2 separate regions of the Mus musculus genome follow, and region 2 is linked to region 1. Evidence: chromatin loops called from intact Hi-C (ENCODE). Cell type or tissue: left cerebral cortex. All regions are shown on one strand. Each heading gives the region's core, and the rest is flanking DNA. Links, peaks and the distances in the headings are about the cores only.

Evidence for each region. A loop is a pair of places that touch in the nucleus more often than their neighbours do. Peaks named below come from ENCODE experiments on the same cell type or tissue, not always from the same donor. Only the 100,000 strongest peaks of a DNase experiment are listed, where the experiment ranks them.
Region 2: it touches region 1 in a loop (2.3-fold over the local background); 13 of 42 quality-filtered maps call a loop at or near these places.

Annotation. Positions count from the first base shown.
Region 1 is chr2:154,782,862-154,798,078 of GRCm38, forward strand. Raly (hnRNP-associated with lethal yellow) reads left to right here and starts at 8,249. Exons shown (of 8, transcript NM_001139511.1): 1 at 8,249-8,687. In left cerebral cortex, for the core only: CTCF peaks have their summits at 4,620 (motif pointing right) and 7,822 (motif pointing left); DNase peaks (open chromatin) are centred at 7,249, 7,986, 8,438 and 9,053; H3K4me3 peaks cover 2,722 bases; H3K27ac peaks cover 2,122 bases.
Region 2 is chr2:154,848,386-154,863,602 of GRCm38, forward strand. It overlaps Raly (hnRNP-associated with lethal yellow), which reads left to right. Exons shown (of 8, transcript NM_001139511.1): 2 at 8,884-9,148; 3 at 11,293-11,365; 4 at 13,455-13,621; 5 at 15,165-15,217. The coding sequence starts at 8,893. Among named protein-coding and RNA genes, the nearest start is that of Eif2s2, 37 kb to the right of the region's middle. In left cerebral cortex, for the core only: CTCF peaks have their summits at 3,686 and 7,227 (motif pointing left); a DNase peak (open chromatin) is centred at 7,220.

The DNA.
Region 1 (15,217 bases), core at 3,734-11,733:
GGGGCGGGTGGGGGCGAATGGGAAACCTATATAGCTGCGATTTCCTGGACACTCAGTCCTTTTTTGAATAAGATGCTTCAGAAATGGGTTTTCTTGTTACTACAAATGCCACAGAACGCCGCGTGTCCTTGTTTATATTCCTTCTAATGTGCTTCTGCTTGAGCAAGCAAGCCCTTAATGTCCGTTTCAATTAACGCAGCTGCCTCTGATCGGGGTGCTGCCACTCTTGGATGCAGTGCAGGGCGAGGGAGGTCACTCGGGTGTGGGAGGCGGTGCAGCTCCTGTTAGGGGGTCTTACAGGCCCTGGCAAAGAAGGGGAGCTGTGGAATGATTTACTGCCTCCTTAATGGAGACCATACTTTAAAGATGCCAGCCTGTCTTCTGTTTGATATGAAATGAACATCGAGCCTACTGGCAAGGCAGAGAGGAGAGCGAAGGCTCTGAGAGCCCAGCCAGTGGGGAATGAAAGACACGCAGCTAGCTTGACATAGGAGAACTTTCCCTATAGCCCTGAGATGCCAGTATCCAGCCCCATTGGTGGAGGCTGTGTGCTGCAAGCCTGTTTGTTATCCTTGGGTGCCCTGATCCTGCCATGTGTACTTTCTTCACGCTCAGCCAAGATGGCTCAGAGCTAGTGGGCTCATACCAGCATGCCTGCCTGTGGCCCACAGTCAGTACGGTGGTGAGTAGGTTGGGATGAGAGAGCAAAGCAAGTTTTAGAGAAAAATAGTTACAACCTGCTGGGCAGTGGTAGTGTACCCCTTTAATCCCAGCACTTGGGAGACAGAGGCCATCCTGGTCTACAGAGTGAGTTCCAGGACAGCCAGGACTACACAGAGAAACCCTGTCTTGGAAAAAAAAAAAGTTGCAACCTCCTCCTCCTCCTCTCCCTCCTCTCCCTCCTCTCCCTCCTCTCCCCCTCCTCCTCTCCCACCTCTTCTTCCTCCTCCTCCTCCCCCTCCTCCTCTCCCACCTCTTCTTCCTCCTCTCCCTCCTCCTCTCCCACCTCTTCTCCCTCCTCCTCCTCCCACCCTCCTTACTGCATTACAGAGGATTTGCTTAGGAAAAGAATATGGATTTATGCTCTCCAAGAGTCAAGCTTCAGGAGCGATTTTCCCTTTAGTAAGTCAGAGCTCTGCTCTTGCCTTTCATCTGATGACAATCATGAGACCTCACCCGAAAGCACCTTCTTTGTGACAGGGGATAATAAACACATTAGTTCTAGTTTTCAAAATAACTTTCTAGGTAAATGTTATATGTATCCACTTTAGCGGGGACAGAGAACGTCAGGAGCTTGGCCCATAAGTGGCCGGATTGGAGGTATAAAGAGGCTCATTTCGATTTCTGGCTCCAGTGTCATCAATTATTGAACAGTAGGGAGGGCCAAGTTCCTGACTAAGGCTTGCTAATGGATGCATCTAAAATGAGAAATGTCTTTAAGTTTTAGACATTCCCAGTGACAAGGATTCAACACAGACTAGCCTGCATTGTCCTAGGGGTCAGTGTGCGAAACCTTTGCCCCGTTCTGCAAGTCTCTTGACAGGCATCTTTCAGTCTGCATGAGCTCTTTCTGTGGACCGCATATCACTGTACAATGGGAAAGCTAGACTAAGTATTCTTAGGGTATTTGGAGTTCCAGTTCAGGTCAATGCAATTTGACAGCATCTTTTGGGGTCATCCTGTGTGACTGTGTTGAAGGACACCAAGAGACACAAGGCCTTGGTCCTGGGTAAGCAAGACACATATGCTCTAGTTGTTGCATATAAAGGCCACAAGAACTGGGGAAGCTCCCCAGGGCATGCCCTTACTGCACACACATTCCTTCAGTGAAGGATTTGCATATCGTCTTTACAGCACCCCTGGGTCGGCAGCGTCATGCCCACCCATGTTTATGTAGTCCTTTCGGTGCTGGATGACCACTGTGATATTCAAATCATGACAAGACCCGGCAGCGTCTGATTTCAATTTAGCCAGTGGCATGCATGTGAGGTGGAAACAGAAGTAGAAGATGATTGGTCCATACATTTATAAGAAACAACAAATCGGGCTAGCACCCACATTCAGCTAACAACCTTCTATAAGTCCAGTCTCAATGAGATCTGAGTCTCTTTTTTGCCCTCCCAGGGCACAGCATGCATGTGGTGAACACACAAACAGGTCAAACACCGATGAACCCATAAAATAAATGTAAAAACAGTAACAAATCACTGTTTTAAGTCACTAAGTTTTGAGGTAGTTTATTTTGCAGCAATAGAAAACTAATACAAACCTCAAAGGTGTCTAGTTACAGACTTTAACCAAACAGTAAGAGATTGTCAGTCTTTAGATCACAACCTACAATTATTAATCTGCAGACATAACTTGTTTGGCTTACGTAGGTTTATTTTAAAAACATGATCTGATACTTAGAAACTGGAAGATCTCATGGGAAAAGAAATCCATATTTAGGGGTTCTCTTGAACAATCTTGTCCTTGTAACAGCTGCCTAGCTGTCACCTATCTCTGTGTGCTCTCTCTAGTACTACAGTACCCTCCTCTCCTTGTTATCCTGCTCCTAACATGCTTTCTGGCCCCTGCAGGCATTTGAATTTTTGATTCATGCTGTTGGCATGGCAATGGGAAGACACTGGAGGCTTCTGAGGAGAGGAGGAAGGAAGAGAGCTGAGCAGTGAGTAATGCACTGGTGGGGTGACTCTGGGGCTCATGTGGTAAAAATCTGGTCTTTAGTCTGTCCAGAGCCGTGGACTTCATCTCAGGGGAAATGCTCCTGCCCTTTCTCTGACTGTAAGCTTCCAATGGAGCCGCCGAGATGTCCCCTTTCACACACAGGAGGATGGGCTGATGGAGGGTCTGCAGATTATGGGAAGAGGAAGGGTCTGAGAGTGTGTCACAGGGCTCAGATGGCTTCGGGTTTAGTCCTGCTTCCCTCCCACCACCTCTAAGACCCTGGCCATGTCACATGTCCTCATCCTTGGAATGGGGGAGAGACTAACTATGAGGGTTGATACGATTTTAAAAAGGCAGTTGAATAAGGTGTATTTTAAATGTTTTCCCAACCTTGACACTTTAAAAACCTTCTCTGTATTCAGTTGAATGTAGAAACCAGTTCCTAGAGATAGTCTACTTTTTATTCTTATTTTCTCAATCCATATGCCACTCTCTGGAGTCCTGTAGCTCTTACATGCCCACCTCCATACTGCATTTTCCTCCTGTGTGGAGAAGGAAGCCTTCTGTAAATGAGACCCTTTAAAAACTGTGGGCTCTGTTGGGCTCTACTCGGCTGTTTTAGTTAGGAAATTACACCGTCAAGTTAGAAAACCCACTGGGAAGATGTCTCTTTGTTCATTTTGTTCATGTCTACGTTGGAAGTGGGCTGAGGAGGTGGCTCAGTCATTTGTGTGCTTGCCCTGCAAGCACAGGGACCTGGGTTTGGCTCTCCCACACCACATAGGAAGATGGGCACAGCAGCATGCATCTGTAATCCCAGTGTTGGGAGGCGGAGTCTGTCTGGGCAAACTGTGAGCTCCAGGTTGAGAAGCTGCATTTGAAGAGATAAGGTGGGGGAGGGGTGGGCGCTGAAGAGATGACTTAGCAGTTAAGAGCACTGGCTACTCTTCCAGAAAATCCTCATTTGCTTTCCAGTACCCTTAAGGTGGCTAATAACCACTACTTCTAAGGGGATTTGATGCCCTCTTCTAGCCTCTGAGGGCACTGCATGCATGTAGCGCACAGACATACAAGCAGGCAAAATACTCACACATGTAAAGTAAAAATAAAATAGAAAGGTAAGTCTTTAAAAGAAGGCTAGTCCTGGAAGATTTACAGTGTAAGTGGTCCAAGGTGACCTGTGAAATGGTCCCCATACTGTCTTAACCAAGAAAACACTACCAAATCCCACATATTGAGCAGTTCAAGCCATCATGCATATGATAAGAACACCCATAAAACTGTCCAAGCAGGTCATCAAGGGTGTGCACATTTGAAAAGCCATCAAGTGTGAAAGGTGTCAAAGTAGCAAAGTGTGCCGTTCTGTGGGTGTAACGGGGATACTGGGAGGAGTGCCAGGGCCAGACACTTTGGCTCGTACCAAGACGCCTGGCTTACCAGGACGGGGCGGCCTGAAAAGGGGCTGCGTTCTTGACACACAAGCTTAATGATTCGGAGTGATGCTGAACGCGAGCATTTGGATGTAGAATCTTTGGTCTTTGAGCATGTCCTGGTGAACAAAGCCCCGATGACACAGCACTGAATTTACAGAGCTCAGGGTCAGATTAGCCCACATTGGCACAAAGTGTTCCTAAGCACAGAAGAAAAAGATATTCTAGATGAAACAAAAACCTTACAGTATGGGAATAAAATAAACAGAGATAAAAGTGTTGTTTTTTTTTTTTAAAGGTGGGGAAAGATCGTGGAAGATACTCATGTAAACTTCTGTACACCCCCCTTTGCCCCAATATCACTAACCCTAAGTAAAAAAAATCCAGAAGTGAGTGAATTTTCTGAACAGTTTCATCAGGTTTCAGACACAGTTTTTCAGATTTAAATTTTTTTTAAAAAGATTTATTTATTTTATGTATATGAGTACACTGTAGCTGTTTTCAGACACACCAGAAGAGGGCATCAGATTCCATTACAGGTGGTTGTGAGCCACCATGTGGTTGCTGGAAATTGAACTCAGGAACTCTAGAAGAGCAGTCAGTGCTCTTAACCACTGAGCCATCTCTCCAGCTCCAAGAAATATTTTCTAAGTTTCATTTTCCTCCAAAACTTCTACAACATCTTGTCTTTTGCTGTTGTCCCTAATGGTAACTAAGGAAAAAACAAACAAACAAACAAACAAAAACAAAGACGATGCCTGGCTTACCCTGGGATTTTAATAATTAGGAAGACTGGAGAGCTGGCTCAGTAGTTAAGCACTTGTTGCTCTTGCAGAGGACCTGAGTTGGTTTTCCAGTACCCGACAAGGTGGCTCACAACCACCTGTAACTCCAGTTCTAGGTGATCTGACGCCCTCTTCTGACCCCATCAGGCAATCAGGCACCAGGATTGCAAAACACCCATACACATAAGTCTTAAAAAATAATTAGGGGCCGGGCGTAGTGGAGTACGCCTTTAATCCCAGCACTCGGGAGGCAGAGGCAGGCAGATTTCTGAGTTCGAGGCCAGCTTGGTCTACAGAGTGAGTTCCAGGACAGCCAGGGCTACACAGAGAAACCCTGTCTTTAAAAAAAAAAAAATTAGAGAAAACGTAGCACAATCATTTAGCATGTAGACTCTAAAATTGGACTTCATCATTTTTCTAGCTGTGTGGTTTTGGGGAATTTAACCTCTTTTGTGACTGTCTCCTCACTTATGGGGATTTTAATAGTACTTATTTCATAAGACTGTTACAGGGGTTAAGCTTGAAGAGCAGTCAGTGCACTGCCTGGTAACTAACTAGTTAGTGCTGCATAACTGTTAGCTAGTGTTGCCAGCATATTTTCTTAGAAACATCGCCCTTCAAATTCTCATCTTGTGAGACTCTTCTGAGGTGATACTGAGAGTCTTCTTGACATTTCTTTGTTGGATTTGTTATGGTCAACCATAAAACAGACATTAAATGAGGGATCTACTATTTTTATGCATTGAAGACTGAACAAGACAGACAATAGCCTGTCCTTGCACTCATCACACTGTAGTGGAAGTGTGTTTGGCAGAGAGACAATCAGCTAATATACACATTTCAGATGGGACATTGTTCTGGAGAAGAATCTAACAAGAAAGAATACAGTAGTGAAAGGTGGCTATCTAAAATGTGGACAGGTAAGACAATTAATTGATTAATTAATTAAGACGGGGTTTCACTGTATAATCTTGGCTGGCCTGAAAGTTGGTATGTAGACTAGTAGCCTCAAACTCCCAAAGATCTCCCTGTCTCTGCTTCCCATGTGCTGGACTATTACTCCTGACCATGTAAGAGTTCTTTTTAGAAAGCCTGAAGATGGCTGGTCATAGTGGTACACACCTTTATTTTTTTCCTCATAGATTTATTTGTTTATTATATGTAAGTACACTGTAGCTGTCTTCAGACACTCCAGAATAGGGCATCAGATTTCAATACAGATGGTTGTAAGCTACCATGTGGTTGCTGGGATTTGAACTCAGGAGCTCCTGAAGGGCAATCGGTGATTTTAACCGCTGAGCCATCTCTCCAGCCCCTGGTATACACCTTTAATCCCAACATTTAGGAGACTGATGCAGGCAAATCTATGGTTGTTTGAGGACAGCCTGGTCTACATAGTGAGTTCTAGGATAGCTAGAGTGAGACTCTGTCTCAAACAAACAAAAACATTAAACAAACCAACAAACCCAAAACCTAAAACTTAAAAGAAAAAAAAAAGCTAAAGAAAAAAAGCACAAAAGAAACTGTTTAAATGGCAAGGAGCAAGCCATAGCAATATCTAGGAGAATAACATGAGGGCAAAAGCAAAGGCCCACAAGAAGCAGTATACCTGGCATTTTAGAAGACCAGGAAAAAAGCCAAGAAGTAACTGGAGCAAAATAGCAGACTAAAGCTTACAGTGTCAGGAGGGTGGCAGCGGGTGATAAGGTATTCAGGACCTTGTAGAATGTGCACAGAATTCCCAGTGGCAGCAGACTATCATCTGCAATCTTTTCTAATGGAAGCCACGACCGGAGCAGGGCACCAGTGGCAGCTTGCCTGACAGTGGGGCTGCAAGTTCAGAGAATGCTTCTCAGAGGAGGAGGCTCCTCCTGAATATGGGATGAGTGAAAAGGCTGCCTGAGGTGTTAGTTAATAGATTGCTATATCCAAAGTCTAGCGGTGGTGGCACATGAGGTGGAGGCCAGCCTGGTTTACAGAGTGAATTCCAGGAAAGCCAAGGCTACCCCGAGAAACCCTGTCTTGAAAAAACAAACGGACAAGGAAACCCAACAAAGAATAGATGGTATATTTGAGCAAATATAGGAAGACTGTTACACAGAGAGGGAAGTGAGGAGCTGGATAAAACCAGAAAAAGCAGAGGAGGTTGGTAGGGGCTGGACTGATTGATGGAAGTGTTTATTGATCACCATAGTAGGTCTGGAAACACAGTAATGTACAAAAACCAGTAAAGAATTCCTGGTCTTGGCGCTGGGGAGATGGTTTAGTGAGTAAGACTGATTGCTCTTCAAGGCTGAGAACCTGTTTGAATCACCCATTCCCGAACTCAAGAGGCCTGGCCTCGCTGTGATGCCAGCAGTTGGAAGGCAGAAGCAGGGAGGATTAGGAGTTCAAGATTATTCTCGGCTACAGAGCAAGTACAAAGCTGGCCCGGGCTACAGAGACCCTGCCTCAAACTCTGTCCTAATTCCCAACAGGTAATGAAATCACAGGTCTGAAGGGAATGGGGAATACAAATAAGTACGTCTCCAGCTTTCTGGGAGATTTGTGACTATAGCTGACAATGGTCCTCTTTGCTCTCAGAAGACCCCCTGATGGTCTGGAGAGGCAAATTGGGGATGTAAGTGGGAGAGACAGGAGACTGAAAAACTGATTCAAATGGGAGATCCTGACATGATAAATATTTAGGAGGAAGAACCAACACCCAGATTAAGTAAGAAAACATTTCATCCCATAAGGGCAAAACTACTTAATCAGGCTTTTTTTTTTTCCACCTTTGACGAGAGACCCCAGACATCGAAGCGTCTCCGCCCAACCCCAAGCCTTCCCAGCGAATGGTAGCATTCTAATTCCTAGAAAGTGAAATAACCGCTCCAATTGCTTCTGGCCCCTGCCGCACCGCCTCCAGCTAACAGAGAGGGCTCCATCTCCAGGCCTCGCCCAATCAAGCGCCACCCCCGCGCCGCGCTCCTCCCTTAGGATCTTCCTCCTTCCGGCTCCCGCCCAGGGTCTACCTCCGACTGTCCTGCCCGCGGTGTTACCAAGGCCCACCTCCTGCAGACCGGCGGCAACCTCTTAGCACCGCCTCCGCTTCCGTAGGCCCAAGCTCCGCCCCTCAGACTCCTCCCCTGGGCACGCTCTTCCCCCCCACCCCGGCTCCGCCCTCAGCCTGCTGCTCCTCCCTCGTGTCCTCCCGCCCGTCAGCCCTCGGGACCCCCTCCGCCCCGCCTTCAGCACCCGGCTGGTGGAAGCCACAAACTCCTTTCCCTCAGCCCCGCCTGCCTCCTCCGTCCCCCCACCCCACGCTAGACCCCGCCCCGGCCCCGCCCTCCTCCTCTGCGCGCCGAAGCTCTGGACCTTTCCAAAGCCCGGCGCGAGGGGTGTGCAGGGAGCCCACGCGTTTGGAGAGCCCGGCCCGTGCAGGGCGGCGCTGGGGACTGAGTGCTCGGGTGGCAGGATCCTATTCGGAGGACCGAGAGGAGAACCGGGTAGGAGCCGGGGCGGCGGGCAGGCCGAGTGCAGACGCCTGTCCAGCACTCCCCCTCCCCGCGCTCGCCCCATTGGTGGCGGCCGAGCGAAGGACTCGCGGCTGCGGGGCTCGCGCCTCTGTCAGTGCGGCGGGGCGCGCGAGCGGCGCGGGGTGCGGAGCCGAGGGAAGCCGAGGGGGCGGAAGCGGTCGCGACTCTCGCGCGTGTGCTCGGGCTCCTCACGCGGCGGCCAGGGCCGCCTCTTCCCTCCCGCCCTCCGAGAGCAGACGCGCCGTCGCCCTTCGGTGCCGCGCGGCTTCCTCCAGACCTCGGCGCGGGTGAGTGGGGGCCGCGGGCCGCTCCTGAGGAGTGCGGGCGGGCTGTTCCGTGTGCCTTTTTCGTTCCTCACCTCCTCGGGCGGGCCGGTGCCTATTTTTAGAAACTCTTTCTCTCCGCGGTCCCGGGAGTCCTGGGAGCCGGAGTAACTCTCGGCCCCCTCCCTCTGTGCTCCCTCCCGGGCCCGCCGCCCCGGGTCGCCTGCCCCGGGGCCACGCGCGCCCGCCCCTGGACGCCTGGTATTCGCAGCTCGCCTCCGGTCGGTCGGCCGGGCGCGGGCCGGGAGTTGGGGGTGGGCCGGTGCCCGCTCGGAAGTTGGAGTCTTTTGTGCTGCGCCCCGCCCCGACCGGCGAGGGGAGGAGGGGAGGGAGCGGAGGTTGCGCCGGGGAGGCCTCGGGCGGGCTGGGGCCTGGCTCTGGCCTGGATTGGGGCCCCGGGTTTCTTCCGGCTTTCCAGTCGGTCCAGCTCTTTGAGGTTCCCTTAGGCGCGCAAAACTGGTCCTTTCTTTTCCCTCACGGGTCTGTCTGAGCGCCTTTCTCGCTACCCTTGCCTAGCCTTTGCTCGGTGTCTTGTGGAGCGCGGAAGGGAACGGCCAGCCCTCGAACTGGGGGGCCGCGTCCCCCACTTTGCTCCAGCCCGAGCCTCAGTTTTCACCTGGGTGAAATGGGGTCAAGGAGGAACGCAGCCTCTCCGGGTGTTAGTGAATTCAGGGAGGGAGTTAGTACAGGGCAGAAGCGTTAAATGCCAACAGGTAACGTTTAACGAGACTGACCCAGGAACTTCGTGAATGTATCGCCTCATGTCCACACCGGTCTTCCAGAGCTGTCCCTGCTCACAGGAGCAGAAATCAAGGTTCAGAGACATGAAACCGCCGTAGAAGTACAAAGCTGTTAGTAACCGTTACTTATTTCCTGATAGGAAATCTCTTTGTGCAGAGGGCATTTTGATTTACCGTTAGTCTTAACACCGTATAGGTAAGAAAGGTAGGCTCCTCTCTGAGACATTGACTGAGAGACAGGGACTGATCTGCCATAGATAAAATCTCCTTTTGTTGCTATCAGAACTCTGAGGGAAAGTGGTTAGGAGGAAATGTTTTTGCTGGTGTTGTGCTTAGACTGGTCCAGAGATCTTAAGTCTCAAACATAGTTCTGAGGTGTTTAGCTTCAGGACCTCACGGAAGTCCACCCTTTACTTTGTTTATTGCATGTCTCCATCATCCCCCCACCTCAGTCCTAGCGATCAGTCAGTCAGAAATGTAGGCAGCTCCAGTCATCTTTAACTCCCTGCCTTCAGATAGTGTTATTTTTCTTTTGTCTTCCAACATGGCCTAGAGGGATTAAAGAGAGCTAAACTTAACTTTGGCACCTGTTTTCCTTTTGCAGTGTGTTTGCAGTGAGTTTGATACTGGCTGCTGGGATCTGGTTCTTGAGAAGGTTCACAGGTTTGCATTAGTTCCTTGGACCTGTAGGTCTACTGTGTTTCCTCCATCCCTTCAGAGTCTAGGATACAGTAATGGTGGAACATAGGAGGTTGATGGCTCGATAAACCACCCCTTCTTTCCGTTTTTTCTGACCCTTGGAAAGGGGGATGTCATCTGAATGGACTACCTTGGTGATTACTAGATTCCTAGTAGCCTTTCTTTGAGTCTGTTTTGTTGTTACACCTCCTGTACATTGCCATTTCCTGAGTATGAGCTACCTTTTCAGGCCTTAAGATCATGAGTCTCAGGTAATTGGACATCTCAGAAGATCCTGTGTAAATTCAGCTGCTGTTTCTGCCTCAATGTTTAAAAGGCAGTGTCTGTATTTTCTTGTTACCAATTTTGTTTTAGTTTCCGAATGGTTTAGGTACTCTGCTGTAACCATTATCTGATTTCTAATCTAGTGTGAAGTCGTTTGCAGGGCTTTATTTATGCCTTTGTAGTGTCAGGCAGTGGAGACAAGATTGGAACATTTGCCTTTAGGATCACAGGATTTAGCTGGTGTTGTTCAAAGAGCTGAGCCACTTCTTGGGGTCCTTTGAGTCTGTTTCCTTATGTGTAAAGTCTCAAGGTACAGGTACTATGGAGACTACAAGGAAATAATTGTGAGAATGCTTGTTATCACTAATAGTAGCTAACCTTTATTAGTTATAGGTCTGAAGAGTTTTAGTGGAACGTGTCATTTAATCCTTGGAGCAGTCTATGAACTAGATATTTATTGTCCCTACTTTACAGATGAAACAGGCTTAGAGAAAGGTTCCGTTGACTTGTTCAGAGCCAAGCTGGATTCACTCTGCAGACAGTAACATTGAAAGTCAGATGCTTTAAAAAATTGTGGTATCAGATATATATGTCAAATTTTAAACAGTTGGCATTGTAATAGTTTTACAGTGTGCAATTATGTGGGATTAAGTATAGTCAAATTGTTCTACAGCTGACATTGCCAAATTATCATACCTTTTCCCAACTGAAATTCTCCTGGTCATACACTACTTGTTGAAGACTTCTGGCAAACACCATTTTGTGTTCTGGTGTAAATTTGATTACCCTAGGACTTTCACAGTGAAGTGAAATAATTCAATCTTTGTCCTTTTGTGATTGCCACAGCTAGCATTTCCTTCATTTCACAGTGTTCGGTAAATGCAGGATGATTTACTAGTTCCCATCTGCAGTAGAGTGACATCCCCAGAGCAGGAATGCAGGCCTGGTGTGCCTCTGGCAAAACCCCCTTTTCCCCTCTGTAGTTCAAGCTTTATTGCTGAAGCGAGTTATGGATTATATCAGCCCCTGTATTTTCAGATGAGATCTTCTATTCTTGAACTTGAACCCAGACATATTCTTTGATTGTTTGTCCATGTTTATTTGCCATTAGGGTTTGGGCATCCGGAGCTGTCGTGATCAGGAGCTGTGACAGCAGCTAGGATCAAAACTTGTCAGCTGAGTAAGTGGATTATCTCAGTGACAAGCACCCCCCTTGTGTTCTTCTCTCTCCATAAAGGCACACAAAAGGGACTGTTTGGAGTCTGGAGTCTTAGAAATTCTTATGGATCCTCACTGCTGTGGTTAGGGTGGGGTTAGGTGTCACATTTAGTCTTTCAAAATTCACTTTGGTTCATCTGTTTCTGTGTTTTGTGAGATTTTTTATATTTACAAAAGTAGCTGGAATTTTGTTCTGATGGTAATGTGGCTTTGGAGTAGGTAGTATTCCAGAAGTGAGGAGTAGGACAAGAAAACAAACATAAAAGTCTGATAGCTGACTTGGCCTGTATTCTAAGGTCAGAGTTCATTGACTAGTAGGTTTGATAAAGTGCCATTTTTTTCTCTTTCTTTTGTGGTGCTTGAGAATGAACCTGGAGTTCATACGTAGGAGATGTCAAGCACTGAGCTAGGTCTCCAGCTTAGAATAGAAGCTTACGTTTTTATTCTATTTTATGTGTATCGGTGTTTTATCAGCATATATGTCTGTGCACTGTGTGTGCAGTGCCCAAGAAGGCCAAAAGATGATGTCATATTTTTTAGAACTGGAGTTGCAGGTAGTTATGAGCTGCCAATGGGTGGTGGGAATTGAACCCAGATATTCTGAAGAACAGCCAGTGCTCTTAACCATTGAGTAATCTCCAGCCCTTGGATAGAGGTTTATAGTTGATAGGGCTGGATGGCTATTTAGACCAGACTTCTAACATTCCAGATGACTACTTCTGTCAATGGGCACATTATTATTGGAAAGTTTTTTTCATTTACTGAATTAAAATTTTTTTTGAGACAGGAATTTACTATGTAGCTAAGACTAGCTTGGAACTTGGGATGTATCTGCCTCAATGTGGAGTTAAAAGAGTTTTCACAGTTGATGCCTGCTTTCATAGCCCAGTTTTGAGGCATTTACTAAGCATGGTACGAAGCTCGAGGATTTGGGCACACATAGTCAGGCAAAAGAAATAGTAAGCACATGAGAAGTGTTGTGACAAGGACAGGACCCTGAACACTAGAAGGATGGCATTTAACCCAGCATTGGTGGGTCAGGAGGGCATTCTTGGAGAATCTGGCTTTGCTTAAACATAAAGCCTGGGAAATGAAATTTGGAGGAGCCAGGGGAGAGGTGGGAAGAACTGTAATTCTAGATATGGTCATGATGTTAGGTGAGACTTCTGCTTATTTACTGTATCAAGTATGATTGTAGGCAGTTAACATTTGTTAACCTCTTCCCTGAGAGGAAAGTAAAATTATTACTAATCTCTTATAGATAAGAGTTTTCAATCAGAGCTGGGGCCGGTGGTGAAGGGAGGTGGGGGGTTAGTGATTTCAGAAGCTAATATTTTGGCTAAACCAATGGTTTTCAACCTGTAGATAGTGACCATCAGAAAACATTTCTGACAGTCTTAGAGACTGATATAGTGCTTAGTAGCAAAATACAGTTATGAGGTAGCAACAAAAATAATTTTATGGTGTGTGTGTGTGGTGGGGGAGGTCACCACAACATGAAGAACTGTGATAAAGGGTCCCAGTGTTAGGAAGGTTGGGAACCCCTGGGCTGAAGTGAGTGATGCAAACACTAGTTTTAGAAAAGGGAAATACTAGTTCCTAGGCATCTAGATCCTGTACAGCTGCAAAGACTGCTTTTGTTAAGCTAGGATAATCTTATATTTTCTCTAGGCAGCATCTTGTAACACTCTGTGCTGCTCTGTAAGTAGTGTCATCTAAGCTAGGCAACAGAAAAGCAAAGCAAGTGAAAGAGCACAAGGAACTCCCTTTCTAGAAGAGCCCCAGATCTTAGTGGCTTTGGCATAGCAGTGGCGTGGGACAGGAGAGGATGGGACGGGATGGGACTGTATCAAGGACTTCTAAAATTATGGATAGGGTCTGGAGACCGGTTTTCCAGACTTTTTATCAGGTTGCAAATGTTTAGGTTTGTTCATCTGGATAACTAAGTTCTCTTCTAGCAGTCATATTTTGTGACTAGATAATTTAGACACTCTATCTCCCTTTTTTTGTTTTGTTTTTGTTTTTGTTTTACGAGACAGGGTTTCTCTGTATAGGCCTGGCAGTCCTGGAACTCACTCTGTAGACCAGGTTGGCCTTGACTCGAAATTCTCCTGCCTCTGCCTCTCAAGTGCTGGGATTAAAGGCATGCGCCACCACTGCCTGGACACTCTGTCTCCTAAGATGTCTTCTAGACAGCTTGTGACGTATTAGGGGGTTGGATAGGGAGGAGATAAGGAGGGCTTTCATGTGCCTGTAAAAACAGGTGCTCAATTTTTAGCATTATGTTAGGGGGAGAAAACAATAGCAGTAATGCCAATTTGCTTTTCTTAGGTAGAAAAGGAAAATTTGAGATCTGTATTCAGGGTGCAGCACACAGATGACTAGGACCAGGGACTCCTAAGTTGGAAGGACTCTCTCTACAGGGAGTCCTAAATTGGAAGTTAGCTGGATTATCTGTTGCTTCTAAGTGTGTTGCCTTGAATGTGGAGGTCTTTCATTCACTGATCTGTTTTCCTCATAAAGTAATCTAGGAGGTTTCTGAAATTCTATAAAGGCCTAAAGATTAGAGATAGGAAGTGGTGACAGAACAAGATCAGAGGTATCTTTCTCATTGTTTCCATGGCACCTTTTTTCCCATGTTAACTGTCATTTCATAATTGCTTTTATAGTAATACATGTGCTATACCTCTTGGGAGGAAAAAGAGGAAAGTGAGTTGTGGTCCCTTTTTCTAGTTCTCTAGTCTCTAGGAGAGCGCTTTGAGCTGTCTGCTGTGTCCTGCTCTGGATGGGGTAAGGGATCGGGGTTGTGACTGAATACATGGGTTTCCTAGAGGGCATATGTACTGGGAATGCTGAGAGTTGATGAAAGTGCAAATCTCACAGTCCTCTTACCCTGTGTAGTGAGAGAGCAAGCATTAGGGTTAAAATAACACTTGGTGGCTTTGATGCTGCTGGACTCATCTAAGTCACAGTCACCTAAGACTGTGAAACAAGTGATAGGACTAGATAATCTCTTAATTTTATTACTCATTATTGTACGCATGATGCATTTGTGTTAATGGGAATGTGTGGGCTGCCTCTCAAGTGTGGAGGTCTTTTGGAAGTCACTTCTCTCCTTTCATCCTGGGTTCTGATCACGCCATCAGACTCTTCATTGCAACCACTCTGACTTGTGAGCCATCTAGCTGGCCCTGGAATAATTGTGATATTTCTACTACAGTTTTATGGAAGTGGCTTAGGAATTTGTCTCTGGAAGAAGAAAGGGGTTTTACTTAAAAATATTACAGATATTTCAGGGTTAAATTCGGGGATCATCAAATGTATCTTTTACTATATAAACACATGGATATTGTTTTTATAGAGTGGAGAGAGATAGCTGAAAAATTTAAGACTAATTTACCAAATTGTCTGCTGAGTTCCATTATTATCTTAGAGCTGAAGTCCTTTGGGGCAGACTTGGGAGCCTAAGACTGTATAGAACATTACATTTAAATGTAAATGAAAAACTGACTGTGAATTCCATAATAAAAGAAAAATTTAAACACTTAAATATAGCACAACAATAGGTGTGAA
Region 2 (15,217 bases), core at 3,421-11,420, 65 kb after region 1:
TATTACCTCTAAAAGAACATATCCTTAGCCTGCCTATTTTCCTCACTCTTAGATAGAAAAGGAATATAATGGCAGTTTTTATAAAGTACTCTTGGCATCAAAGTCTAAAAAAAAAAATCAAGCTAAATGACTTGAAAGAAATGAAATTAATTTTTTTCTCCCCCCTTCCCCACTTTGTTTTCATAGAATTTGATAGGACAGAGCCTAAAGCCATTCTTTAAATTGTAGTTCATTTGTTATTGCTAGTTCACTCTTGGTTTTTTTTCGAGACAGGGTTTCTCTATAGCCCTGGCTGTCCTGGAGCTCACTTTGTAGACCAGGCTGGCCTCGAACTCAGAAATCCGCCTGCCTCTGCCTCCCAAGTGCTGGGATTAAAGGTGTGCGCCACCACGCCCAGCTTAGTTCACTCTTAAGTATGAAAATTGATAGTAAATACTTAGAAACTTTGGTTGTTTGACATTTTCTTGTATCAGTACTTATTAGAATTAAAAAAAAACATTCTTCATGAATACTTTTGAGAAATACAGACTTAGTTGATGACAAGGTAGAAAAGCTCTTCACTCATGTTTATTAAATTATCAATACCTATCTCAGAGAGTTGCTTTATAGATGATGTGGTAGTAAATATTTAGGTTACTTAAAATATGTGCCTACTAATGCCTTGTGTGCACATTACTTAATCTTCCTCACCACTCTGAAGCAAGTCCTGCTATCACCCTCGTTTTTCTGAGATGTAGGAGAGGTTATAGGGCAGTCAGTGATTAAGAATCTGGAGAGAGCTATGCCGTTTTCTGCATAGAATGTACACAGGAACTCTTAGTCCCTCTACTTTTTATGTGTGTCACCAGAGCTAGAGTTCTAATTGTATTATTGACCTAACTTAGTTTTGACCTTAAACAAGTAGCTTTATCAGGATCTTAATTTTCTCATTTCTTTTTCATGAGAAAGGGGCCATATTTTATCATTTTACATTCTTTAACTTCTAGCATGACAAGAGTTGACATATAGTGGATGTTAAATACTGTGGCCACTGTTTATAATAGAGGCTTTCTAAAGGATTTTTAAGCCTGTTTTATCTGAACATCCCATATACTCCATCTTCTGGCTTTCCCCTGAAGGATCACATTTGATATCATTCACCTGTCTATAAATGATCTTATTTCCTCAATGTGTATTTGTCTTAGGCAGTCTCTAACCTGACTATTTTGAGATAACAAACACAGTTCTATGAAATGTATCTAAACCACGAGGGTTAATATAAGGTAAGGGTGGAAGGGACTGGCCCAAAAGTCAGGAAAAGTACTCTTGTCCACTCTTACTCAAGGAGGCTTGGATTTAGGCTAGCCCTGCCAGGCCTGAGTAATGGCTATAGCCTAGAGGAAGGTTTTCCATGAGCTGTAGTGGGGTCTTCAGTAATTGGAACATGGCACCTTCCAACTTATAATGGATAACAGAACTAGAGGGGCATTTGTCATTGCCTGACTTCTCTGCAGGAGAAAGCCTCGTAAGTCATAGCTGACAAACCCTTTGATGAGTTTTAAACTTCATTTACAGCAAAGAATAGCTATAATCAAGCAACAGCAAGCAATGACTAATCTTGCCACATTATCACGGTGAGAGGAGCCAGCTTTGGGAGGCATGAAAAGGGGGAGGGGGCTAAATTGCAGTTTCACAGCAAAGTGCTGATTGGCTCTTGGGCTTGTGAGTTTGCTCTAAGGAAGCTAGTGAATTTGCCTAAAGGATCAGAAACTGACCAACTCTATGCTCAGCTCACCATTGGGGCTGTTTTGGCCAAGATTGAAAGGACTGACTCTGGTCTCACCTGTATTTGTGCCATCTCTGGCTTGAGTAGCACTAACTTGTCTGGTTACATTGACACCATCATACCGAGAGGCTTTGTGGTCTAAAATCTAATGTTTTATGTGTCTCAGAGAATGACTTATGATAGTCATACTTTTGTTTTTGAACAAGTGAACTAAGTATATAGCAATCCAAAATAAAAGAGTAAATAGCAAATATTAGGTACATAGATAAGATAAAGGATAGATAGCCAGGCAAAACATCATGTCAGGTTCTCAAAACATCTAGCAGGAATTGACTAGGGAAGCTTCTTTAAGTCTGCGGATTAAGAGAAGCAGGTGAGAAAGGATACGTTTGAAAGATACAATTCTGTATATTTTTCCTACAGTTTCTTGCTACCACCCAGTGGTAATTCATCTTAGACAGTCTCCCTTTTGGTAGATCCTTTCTCCCATGTTCCTTCCCTTTTCAGATTACCCATACTGCTCTGCTTAGGCTACTTCTGGGGCAGTGGAGGGTGGCCAAGGCAAAGCCTGGAATCCCTTCTTTTGCCATGATGGTTTGATAAAACACTGTTGAAGTTTGTAGATACTAAGATGGCATAACAGTGTAGACTTTCTGTTCAGTTAAGGAAGTGAGAATTTGGTTTGGTTCACAGTTTCAGAGGTTTCAATCAATGTTTAGTTCTTTGTTTCTGGGTCTGTGGTCAAGCAGAATGCCATGGTAGAGAGGGCATGGTAAAACAAAACTGTTCCTCTTAAGGTAGCCAGAAGCAGAGACACAGAAAAGAACAAGAGATACACGCTTCAAAGACATGCTTTCAGTGACTTCAGTCTTCCAGCTAGGTGCTGCCCTTCTCTCCTCCCTCCCCTCGCAACCCCAACACATACACACACACACACACACACACACACACACACACACACACAGCTTGTACGGCCATGAGCTCATCATGGGAGTTAAGTCTTGATAGACTGGTTAGCATCCTCAGTCCAGTCATTAAAAATAGTGCTTCTATTTGGAGAATCAGACTTCATTCAGCACATGAACCTTTGGAACTATTTATCCAAACCATAACATCCCTCCCACCCCCTTCATTCCTTTTCCTTTTCTCTTTTTGTTGTTGTTATTACTTGAAACAGGGTTTCTCTGTGTAACCTGGCTGTTGTGGAACGTCATCTGTAGACTGGAACTCAAGAGATCTGCCTGCCTTCTGCTTTCTGGAGTGCTGGGATTAAAGGCATGGATCACCACCACATGGCAACATTCTTTTTCTTAATACCTACCAGCACTTGACATTAGACTGGTTAATATTTAACTTTTATTTCCTTTTTTAAATTTCTTTTATTATTTATTTAGGTAGTATTTTGAGACAGGGTCTCTTAACGTAGACCTGACTGTCCTGGAACTTGCTGTATAGACGAAGTATATTTGGGTTCTGTAGAGGAATAGAACTTACAGAATGAATCTCTCTATATTTTACAGAAAGGGTATTTATTAGAATGACTTAAAGGGTGTTGTCCAGCTAATCCAACAATGGCTGTCTTGAACAGAAGGTCCCAAGAATCTAGTAGTTGTTCAGTCTGTGAGGCAGGATGTCTCAGCTGGTCCTCAGTATACACTGGAATCCCAAAGAGGTAGGATCTGATGCAGTGAAGGAATGGACTTGCTAGCAGAAGTGAGAGCAGGCAAAGAGAGTGAGCTTTCTTTCATGTCTTTTATGTAGGTTGCCAGCAGAAGGTGTGACCCAGATTAAAGGTGGATCTTCTAATCTCAGAAGATCTGGATTGAAGGTCTATTTTTCCACCTCAGAGATTCAGATTAGAAGTGGGTCTTCCCAGTTAAGATGATTTAATTAAGAAAAATCCCCAGGCCAGGTGTGGTATTGCATGCCTTTAATCTTAAAACTTGGGAGGTAGAGGCAGACAGACTGATTTCTGAGTTCGAGCCCAGCCTGGTCTATAAAACAAGTCCAGGACAGCCAGGGCTACACAAAGATACCCTGTCTTGAACCATTATCCCATCCCCCAAAAAAAGGAAAAAAAAAAAGGAGGAGGAGAAGAAGAAAGAACGAAAACAGAAGAGAAATCCCTCAGTGCCCAGCTGCTTGGGCTTTATCTAGATACAGTCAGATTGACAACTAGGAATGGCTATCACACTGGGCTTACCTTTAACTCACAGAGTTCTGCCTGCTTCTGCTTCTAGAGTGCTGAAAATTAAAGATGTGTATCACCAGGCCTGACCTAATATTTTATACTTAAACTTTTAAAAAATATATAATTTTTATTTTATGTTCATTGGTGATTTTACCTGCATGTATGTCTGTGGAAGGGTACTGGAAACCCTAGAACTAGTTATAGACAGGTGTGAGTTGCCATGTGGATGCTGGGAAGTGAATCCTGGTCCTCTGGAAGAGCAGCCAGTGTTCTTAACTACTGAGCTATCTTTCCAACCTCTGACTTAAATTTCTTTAAAAATTCCATGTATGTATGTATGTATGTATGTATGTATGTATGTATGTAGTCAGTCAGTCTGTCTGTCTGTGGGTGCACATGTGGATGTCAGAACAGCAGGCCAGAAATGGTTCTCTTGTAAATGTCCTATAGATATAACAAGCATAGGTCTTCAGGCTTGGTGGCATGTGTCTTTACCAGCTGGGCCATCTCACTGGCTTCCTGGGTACTCTCTCTGGCCATAGAAGAATAGCTTCACCATTGAGGATTTTGAAGCCTAATAAGTGTGAGGGACACGGCCAAGCCTACAAGTTGACAGGACTAGCTTTGGAACTCAATTCTACCTAACTCAAAAGTTTATGTTGGTCTATTTCATTTTATTTTGTCTTTGTTTTGAGGAAAAACAAAACTAACAATCAAAAGCTAGGTTCCAAGAAAAAAAGACTTTTAGTTTTTGAGACAGGGTCTCACTATGTAGCCCTGGCTGGCCCGGAACTCACTGTGTAAACTACTCTGACCTCAGCTACTGCTGAGATTAAGGGCATGTGCCACCATACTTGGTGCAAGAGGGCTTCCTGACAAACAGAGTACTATTTTTTTTCCTCAGCAAGGTCAGCATGGGGAACACTCAATAATGGTTGTTAAATATGAGGTATAGAAATTGGGCAGTAATAGAAATGGTATAATCCTGTATCTTTTGAATAGTTTGTTACAGATGCAATGGAGCACTTTCACATCGATTAGCCTATTTGATGACAAGGCAGGTCTGAAAAGATAATTAGGGAGATGCTTTCTGTTTTCAGAATAAGGGTGTTATTGTTTGTAGAAATGGCATGATTTGTTTGGGTCACATGAACAGACAAGCCAAAGTAGAGCCTCATGGCTCTGTACTGTAGCCAGTTCAGCCTGCGCTTCTGTGTTTGGGTAACTGAGAGCTGGGGTTTCTCTTGGGAGTGGAGATTGTCAGTACTACTTGGGAAATTAGGCCTGTCTGGCCAGTAATGATCATTTGAGCAGTGTTAATGAGTGGGGGCCTGATGAGTTTAATGAGATTAATAGATGTTCTGTCATCCATGGCTGCCTGGTAACCAGGATCTCTGAACTAAGGAGTCCTTAGATACTGATCTGACTGATTGCTTGGCTTTCACCAGAGATAGTCCCATATCACTGACAGCTACTTACTGCTTGCTGTCCCAGGGCTATCTAAGGGCAAAGGGAGGAGAACAGAACCAGAAATAACCCATCAGGACTGGCTAAAACTAAGCAGCATTGGTGCAACAAGACCAAGAGTAGCAACTCCTCCTTGCAGATGAACAAGGAACAGGTCCAGTCGTGGGCAGGTTTAAATGCTAGAGGCAGGGTTGGAAGCCAGAGTCAGGTTTACAGCAGATTAGTCTTGATTGTAGAATGTCAAGTCTCCTTGACTATCAAGTTAGGTAGTTGTTTGCTGAAAACTATATTGATATTTTAGGATTCCCAGAAAGAGTCTAGATGTGGTAGTCCAGTACTTGTGATGAGGTCATTCTGGGCTATATAGCAAGTTGAAGGCATGCTATTTTGTCTTTTTAAAAAGCGGAAAGGAGCTGGGCAGTGGTGGCACACGCCTTTAATCCTCGCACTTGGAAGGCAGAGGCAGGTGGATTTTTGAGTTCAAGGCCAGCCTGGTCTACAGAATGCCAGGACAGCCAGGGCTGTACAGAGAAACCCTGTTCTCACCTCCCCTCTCCCTCCCCCCCAAAATAGTGGAAAGGAGATAAAGGGGGGGAAAGCATAAAATAGGGGTGTTTTTTAAGCTGGGGATGGTTGGTTTGTGAAGGTGGACATTTGGAAAACTAGGCCTGGAAGCTAGGTAATATGGCACACACTTCTGTAGTACCATTCAACTCTCTAGACATTTGACCTCTTGGGTGTAGGGAATCTACAGAATAACATGCAGCCTGCATGCCACAGCATTATACAAGACTTAAAAATCAACTGGGAGGATACAGACTGGAAGTTTGGGGTTTGGATACCAGAGCATGTTCTACTTAGCAGTCACATGCTACTTCCTGTGTCATCTCTAGAGATGAGAACAGGGTGACATGGTTGACTCTTTGGTGTCCTAAGAATGTGTTCTATTCTGATCACAACTCTAGAATGGTCTCATTGGTGGTGGTATTAGTAGAATAGACAAACATACAGTTATACTAATATTTGATCTTGTAAAAGCCTCCACAGTTTGCAAAGTTCTTTTATATTTATTGTCCCAACTCAGATGAGGAGAGATGGTTGACAGAGCCAACCCTGAAGGACTGTTCTCCAGCAAACCAGTGAATGCTTCCTTAGTGTGTCAGAGGTTCCTAACAGTTTGAGGAGATCTGCAACTAACCTGTCCCTGTCAGATAAATTGCGAAGCTACTGCCATTATATCCAAACTATCATCTCTCCCTCTCCTTTCTCAGTCCATACCCTGGGCCTGGATGGCTCTCTCCTACCAAACAAAGTGGCATCTCTCTGGCTAAAACTTGATAGTTTTGAGCAGGATCAGTCTTCTAGTGTCACACAGGTCCCTTATAAAAGTTGCTTTTTATTTGTGGATGGACAAGGAACCTTTGAATGACTCAGTATCCGATAGGACTGTTGTAACTGAAAAATAGGGATTGTTAAGCATTTCCTGTTGCTTGTGCAGAATGTGGTGTGTGCTCATGGTAATCAAATGAATCTTCTTTGTGTCCCTCACTGCTTTATAAATGGTGGTGATTGTGGTATAAAAGTAAACTTATTAACAAGAGCCGGTCTCTTCCAAGTTCTAAAGATCACACCAGCTCTTCCTTAGTAGCAGCAAGATAAGCTCTGAGCCCCTTGCTTTGATAGTACACATCTGACTCCTGTCAGTCCATCAAGTTTATCATAAACTCAGATCTAGGAGCAGTTTCTTTTCCTTATCAGATGTCATGGTTCAGCTTGTGATTTATTTGAAAACAGTGCCACCAGCTGGTGAGAACCAGCCAACTTGAAGATAGGTTGTCTACAAAGTAGCATACAGAGAAGACATTCAGAAAGATAACAGTTTTCTTCAGCTTGCATTCTTACCTAATTCTCTGACACCCCCTTAATATATATTTTAATATATATTAAGTATAATAAACAGGCAGGCTGATGAAAGGTTTTATTTATTTATTTAAATATATTTTGCTTGGTTAGATGATACTGGAATTGTACAAACCTGCATCAGTAGGCAGAACACAGCCAGTAGGTACAAATGCCAAGTCCAAACTGCAAGCTAATCCTACTGGAATTAATATCTCCTTCTTCTCTTTCTCCTGGGGCTATGCCAAGGTATAAATATACTGCAGAGGGGCCTTGTGAGTTAACTAGCTTGATTGTCAGAATGGAGAGAATGAAGAGTACTTGTAGGGAGGGTCAGTAAGGGCCTGGAGTCTCAGATTTCTTTTTTTTTTTTTTAAAGACAGGATTTCCCAGGCTGATCTGATATTCAACATGTGGGCCAGGTTGGCCTTGAACTCTACCTCTTCTGAGTGCTGGGATTAAAATTGTGCTTCATTGTGGCTAAGGGCATATATTTTAAAAAGTCAGGTATTAAGATATGCATTGTAATTCCAGTGCTGGAGGAGGCAAAGTTAGGCTTGCTGGCTAGGCAGGTTGGCCTATTTAGTGACGTTAGAACAGTGAAAAACAGTCCTACAAGACAAAACAATAGACAGGTAGACAAAGGAGTGGTACCAAAGTTTGTCTGCTGATCTACATGACCTACATCTATATACCCACACAAGAGCAAGTTGCTAACTCGTCTCTAAACCTAACAGATTTCAAATCAGTATAATGTGGATAACCAATAAATTATTAAAGACCATCCTGAGATAAACACGCTATCTTAAGTATTTAAATTGGCTTTACTTCTAGGAAGCAGAGTGATGAAGTTGACAGAAGTGAGTTTTAAACATGTCTAAGTACCTCATATTAGCAAATTAATAATTCTACCAGGTTTTGGTTTTTGTTTTTTTTAACTAGAGTCTGTAGTAAACTATATTTACCCATGAGTTCTTGGGCTTATTCAGTATTATATGCTACCCTTAGCCTGCAGTGAGTACTTGGTAAGGCCTCTGTAAGCACACCTTTTGCAGAATGGCTGGCTCAATGAAGACTTCACTGGCTAGGTTAGTAAGATGAGGTACATTTAGATCAGACTGAGCAATTTTCATAATAGGGGATTGTTCCCTAGCAAGCATCTCTTAAAATTTTCATGTATCCTCTTTGCTATGGTTCTACATTGATGGAACAAAACAAAAAGCTGTAGAAAGTTATTAAAATTAATTTTACAGTGGGGTATTAAGTGGACTGGTGAGTCTCAGCCTTATAATCTTCCAATGTTGGTTTTTCCCACGTGGTATTATGAGAGTACCAAATGAAGGAATGTTATAAAGCACCTAGTATAAGATTAGCAGCCATTGTCAACTCCTGGTAAAGTAGCAAGAAAACAAGATGTATGAACAGAGAGGGATGGGTGCCATAGGGATGAGAGTGTGTAGCAAGGCAAGGAGCAGTCCAGGTCATTAAGGATGTGGGCCATGAACGGAACTGAGCCTAGCCTGGGAACCCAGTTTCACATTGGCATTCATTCTCTTTTCAGGTGAACACCATGTCCTTGAAGATTCAGACCAGCAATGTAACCAACAAGAATGACCCTAAGTCCATCAACTCTCGGGTCTTCATCGGAAATCTAAACACAGCTGTGGTGAAGAAGTCAGATGTGGAGACCATCTTTTCCAAGTACGGCCGAGTGGCTGGTTGCTCTGTGCACAAAGGCTATGCTTTTGTCCAGTATGCCAATGAGCGCCATGCCCGGGCAGCTGTGCTGGGAGAGAATGGGCGGGTGCTGGCTGGACAGACCCTGGGTAAGCTCAACATCTTTCCTCTGAGTAGCTACTACCGAGATTTTAAATTTCCAACAGATAGAAATTATATTTAAAATATAAATTGAGTAATTCTTAAATGAGCGTTAAATAGGGGATTGTTATAGGAGCTCCTTTTCTGCTACCTTGCTTTCTCAGTGCCTCCAGCCCCCTTTTTAGTTGTGTTTCTGGGCATGATAGCACACGCCTTTAATCCCAGCACTTGGGAGGGCAAGTGGATATCTCTCTGAGTTCGGGGTGAGCCAAGGCTACACAAGGAACCCTGTCTCAAACAACAAGTGAGTGTGCATACACATATGTGTATGTGTGTGTGAACTGTGATCCTGTATGGAGGTCAGAGGACAACTTTATGGAGTTGGTTCTCTCCACTTTTATGTGGATTCAAGGATCAGGCTGACTAGACAGATAACGTTTCCCACTGGCCTCCATAGCCTCCCTCCCCCCTCTTTATTTTAACTTTAAAATTTTTTTCATACAATATTTTTTGAGTATTTTTCCCTTCCCTAACTCGTCCTAGATCTACCTAAATGAATAAAAACAAAAAAATCAGATAGACAAAAATGCCAAGTAAAAATTAAAAGTTCCCTCCTCACAAACAAACAAATAAACAAGCAAACATTGATTTATTTTTGTGTTGGCCAGTTGCTCCAGGACATGGGGCCTGTCCTGGTGTATGGTTGATAGATCACTGACAACTGCATTGGAGAAACTGACGTTTCCTTTTGCCAGGAGATACCAATTACACATAGCTTCTTGGGTTGGATAAGGAACCTTTTCCACTTAACCCCTTAGTGCTACGGCCCAGTTGGCTTGAACCTATGTAGGTCCATGTGTGCTGCCACAGCCTCTGTGGGTTTATATGTGCAGTTAGTCCTGTTGTGTCTAGAAGACCCTGTTTGTCTGGAGTCATCTATCACCTCTGACTCTTATAATCTTTTACACCTCTTCTGCGTAGATCCCTGTGCCTTGAGGGGAGTGGTTTGATGAAGACATCCCATTTAGAACTGAGTGCTCCAAAGTCTCACACTGTCCAGTTGTGGGTCTCTGTGTTAATTCCTGGGTATTGCAGGAAGCAGCTTCTCAGATGTGGGCTGAGCAGTGCACTCACTGATCTTGTCTTGTAGTCTCTTAATAACAAGCTCTATCGTTCCAGTTAAAATCTAGATTCTCCATAGAAAGGGAACAAAATGAGTTAGTATGGCTTGTTAACCCATTCTACAGAAGATGTGGGTTAGAACCCTTTCTGAAAGCTATGAGGAGCTATGAATACAAAGACTAAAGGGAAGATACCTGCTCTTGCCATTATTCATCACATACCCGTGAAATAACTGTGTTGGTATCTACCATACAGTGTGTGTGTGTGTGTGTGTGTGTCTGTGTCTGTGTCTGTGTCTGTGTCCGTCTGTGTGTGTCTGTGTCCGTCTGTGTGTGTGTGTCTGTGTCTGTGTCCGTCTGTGTCTGTGCCCACACATGCTCACAGATTTCTTTGTGTTTTAGAAGGGATATCTATATGTACTAGTGAACATGATGTATGTGAAGTGATTGAATGTATAGAGAATATGTGAGCATATACACTTTTGCACATATAAGTTTAGAATGTGTGAGAACATTTGTGAGTATGGAAGCAAATGTGCTCTGTGTGTGTGTGTGTGTGTGTATTTTACTGAATATTACTTGATCTTACAGGCTAAGCACTATCCTAGGTATAGAGATGTTCAGTGTAATGCTCATGAATATTCATTGGCTTCATTGTCTGTAGGCAGCCTGACTATATTTGAGTATAGATGTATCTATGTAAATGACTTTATTACCTGGATATGTATATATGAATGCGTGTATGTGTTCACATATACCTAATTTATATTAACCTAATTGAAAACTTGTATTTATATGGCATATATGGTTTGTGAAGACTTACGTATGTGTCAGAATGTATATGAATATGCAACCGGGTATATCCATGTGATGTCCGAGTATTCTTCTGATGTTTGAATATTAAATGTATGAAGATCTTTGGCTACCTCAGTTCCATGTGTGCACTGTGTAAATACATGGAGGCATGATGATGATGTGTGGACATACCGCTGTCACATCAGCATTCCAACTCTGTTTCTTCCCTCACACAGACATCAACATGGCTGGAGAGCCCAAGCCTAATAGACCCAAGGGGCTAAAGAGAGCAGCAACTGCCATCTACAGGTGGGGCTCTATGTCTGTTTGCATGCACGGGTGGTCCCTCTTCACAGAGGGAGTAAATGCTGATAGTGACAGTGTGCTGAGCTTAGAATTTAGGAAGACTTTTGGAGATGAGGACCTGTGGAGAAGTAGGCTGAGTAGCCATCTCCCTTTGTTTTCCCAGTGGCTACAGCTTTGACTATGATTACTACCAAGACTACTTCTGTGCCAGGTGAGCAGGGAAGGGGCATGTCCAGGTATTAAACAGCCAAACTGGAAGGGTCTTGAGAGTTTGCTGGTATAGCTTACAAAGTCTCCAATTGGGAACTGAAGCATAGAAGTAGGAATGGGTCTTTGCTTCAAGGTTGCTTCACAGATCAGTGACAGAGCTAGGACTAGGGTCTCATTCAGAGCTCTGACATCATACCTAAGTCTCACACTTTGACTGCCTTGGCACCTCCTAGTTCTTGTAGAGTAGGAAAGTATATAGCTAAGAGATGAACACACAGGGCAATTGGAATACAAAACCTAGCACAGTGCCTCACAGGTAGTTCTTGAGCCCTTTATTTAGTCTGAGCCTCTGTAAGTGATCACCCAGCCAAAAAGAAAGCCTACAGATAGTTCAGTCTGACCCTTACTTATTACTGAGAGGTCATCACTGGAGGCCTGAATTAGTCCCTGATAGGTTGTCATCTGTCTTCTAGCCCCAGTCTTACCTTGAAGCTATGGGCTTAATGTAGCCCCAGAGACGTTTGTTTGCTGAGAACAGTTTTCAAACTCATTATCCTCCTGCATCTGCCTGTTGAGTGCAGAGACTACAAGACTAATCACAATACCAGCTCCTGACCAGGTCTTGACTAGAAGTTGTAGTAAAGTTTGAGTCAGACCTCTTCTTCCTTCTTTCTCCCTCAGACAGCCTAGGGAAAAGAATTTTTCTGAACCATTTTCTCTGCTGTGAGTGTTTTCAGTAAATAATGTGGTACAGTGGAAAGTGCTAGAGCCCAGAAGGGAGGAGATTGTATGCTAATCTAAACTCTGCCAGTGAATGGATTATCTGGCTTTTGGCAAATTCCCATTCTACTAGTCAGTAAGACAGGCTTACACCAAGTGACCTCTCAGGATTCCTGTATCTCTGGAATTCTATGGTTCTGTGATTTCTGACCAAGGCCAGAGTCATCACCTCCTCTCGTGGGTCAGGTCAAATGCAGGATCAGGTATTGCATTCATTCCCAGAGACTGATCACCATCTGCCACCAGTTGCAGGACTCTTTGAAAAGAGCACCAAAAAATTGGACTTTTTGAGTTTCATACTGATGGCAGCTACCATGACTAATTCAGAAAATAGTTCCTGACCAAGGCTGTGGTTCCCTTCAGAACCGTGGTAATAGCAGACTTGGTGGGAGAGCTTCCTACTTAGTCTTCTAAGTTTTTGTCTTGTATTCAGAAAAAGTAGCCCTTCTGGAGAGGGCCAGGTTTTGATATTAGCGTGAGAACACACAATCTGGAAGCTTTGGATCTAATTTATATGCCCACCCTTGAAATGCTGTTAAGTTCTTGGCCTGTATCTGAAGAAAAAGTGTGCTGAAGTGGTCCACAGGAAAGAAAGGCCTTAGAGTCTGGAGTCCTGGGCTTCTCTGTTGGGTAATCAGTTCCCTGGTGTCCTGGATTTCACTTGTTAAACCTTCTCAGGTGTTTTTAACCAGGTTCTCATGTTCTACCCTTACTGTACACACAGGTAGACCGTGAATAGCCATCCTCACTAAGTAGTTGGGAAAACCAAGGTTCAGAGGGTGGAAGCTCATGCTGTTGTGAGATTTACAAACTGATGGTGGCAGTTGTGAGTAGAGGGCAGGCCTCAGTGACCTCAGGACAGGCTCCTTTCTGACACTGAGCTGTTTGTTCCTACACCGCTTCTCTTGGCCTGCCTGGGAGTAAGGTGGGAATAGTAAGGATTTCATCAGCCTTCAGGCTCCAGAAAGCCCTTTTCACACCAGGGCTTCTTGGAAGACCATTCCTCCCTGGCCCTCACAGGCTACACAGGTAAAGCTAGTGTTGTAGTGCCTACTGGTAGTCACAGGCCATGCTGCAGCCTCTGGTCTATTTACCTTCACAGGCTGTTTGATTATCGAGGCCGCCTTTCTCCAGTGCCTGTGCCCAGGGCAGTTCCGGTGAAGCGACCCCGTGTTACAGTCCCTTTGGTTCGCCGTGTCAAAACTACGATACCTGTCAAGCTCTTTGCCCGCTCCACAGCTGTCACTACTGGCTCAGCCAAAATCAAGTGTGGGTAACATCTAGTTTTTTATTTTTATCTGTGTATCTCTAGCTGGCCTGGAACTCATGTAAGCCAGACTACCTAAAACTTAGAAAGATTCTTTTGCCTTTGTCTCCTGAGTTCTGGGATTAAAGATGTGCACAACTACATTGTGGTGACATACTTTAATCTTTCTAGATCAGTGGTTTTCAACCTGTGAATTGTTGACTCCTTTGAGGGTTGCATATCCTGCATATCAGATATTTACATTACAGTTCATAATAGTAGCAAAATTACAGGTATAAGGTAGCAATAAAGTAATTTTATGGTTGAGGGTCACTTGCAGCATCAGGAGTCGAGAACCCCTAAGCTAGACGGTTTGGTTTTTACCACCACTAAAATGATAGAATTCCATTTTTAACAATTGATTTTTTTTTAATATTTTATTTTACGCATATGGGTGTTTTGCCTGCATATATGTCTCTGCACCATTTATATGCAGTGCCTGGGAGGCAAGAAGCAGGTGACAAGTCTCCCCTGACTGAAGTTACGGGTAACTTGGGAAACTCAGGTCCTCTATAAGGGCAGCCAGTGCTCTTAGCCACTGAATCACCTCTCCAGGCCCTAGAGTCATGCTCATTGTTGTTGTTGCTTTATTTGTTCATTTGTTTTATTTTTTGAAACATGGTTTCTCGCTGTATCCCTGGCTATCCTGGAACTCACTCTGTAGATCAGGCTGGCCTTGAACTCACAGAGATCTGCCTGCCTCTGCCTCCTGATTGCTGGGATTAAAGACCAGCAAATTCCCTCCACCCCTATGCCCCCAGTAAAGCATACTTTCTTAACATTGAAAAAATAAAGGCTCAGGGCTGATGAGATGGCTCAGCAGAAAAGAACACTGGCTGCTCTTCCAGAGGTTCTGAGTTCAATTTCCAGCAACCACATGATGGATTATGACCAACTATAAAGGGATCGGATGCTCTATATTTGAGTGCAAGTACACATACAGAGCATACTGACATTTAAAAAATACAGAAATAAACTAAAAATAAAATAAAGGAACAAATCCACAGTTGAAGTTACTGCTCTTACACAACTGAGTCCTTTGGAAAAAGTCAAGTGCTGTGGTGTGAGACCCACTGAAGAAATAGCAATGTTTTTTTTTTTTTCTCTAGTAAGGAGAAAGTAAGGGCAGTTTTATTCTGATCTCTGTATACTTCATTAAGGCACCCAGGAAATCTAATTGCAAAAGACCCCCTGTATCTTTAAAAACAGACCCCACCCTATATAACACAGCTAAGACACATGCCATTCCGTAGGTGTTTATAGGAACATCTACCACTTACATTCCTAGTCACCTGTAGTCCCCATAGGATTGAGAGGTCTCAAATGGCCAGGTTCATATGTATGGGCTTGGCACTGTATGGATGGCCTCTCAGTTCTCTGAAGAAGAGACCTTTTCCTGGGCAGAAAAGAACCAGAAAAATAATTGCCACTCTAGTTGACAGAATGAGGCTGGGTTTGTTTGCATCATGCCCCTAAGTGATAATCCTGTCTCCTCTCTATTCTCAGTAAAGAGCAGTGAGCTACAGACCATCAAAACAGAGCTGACACAGATCAAGTCC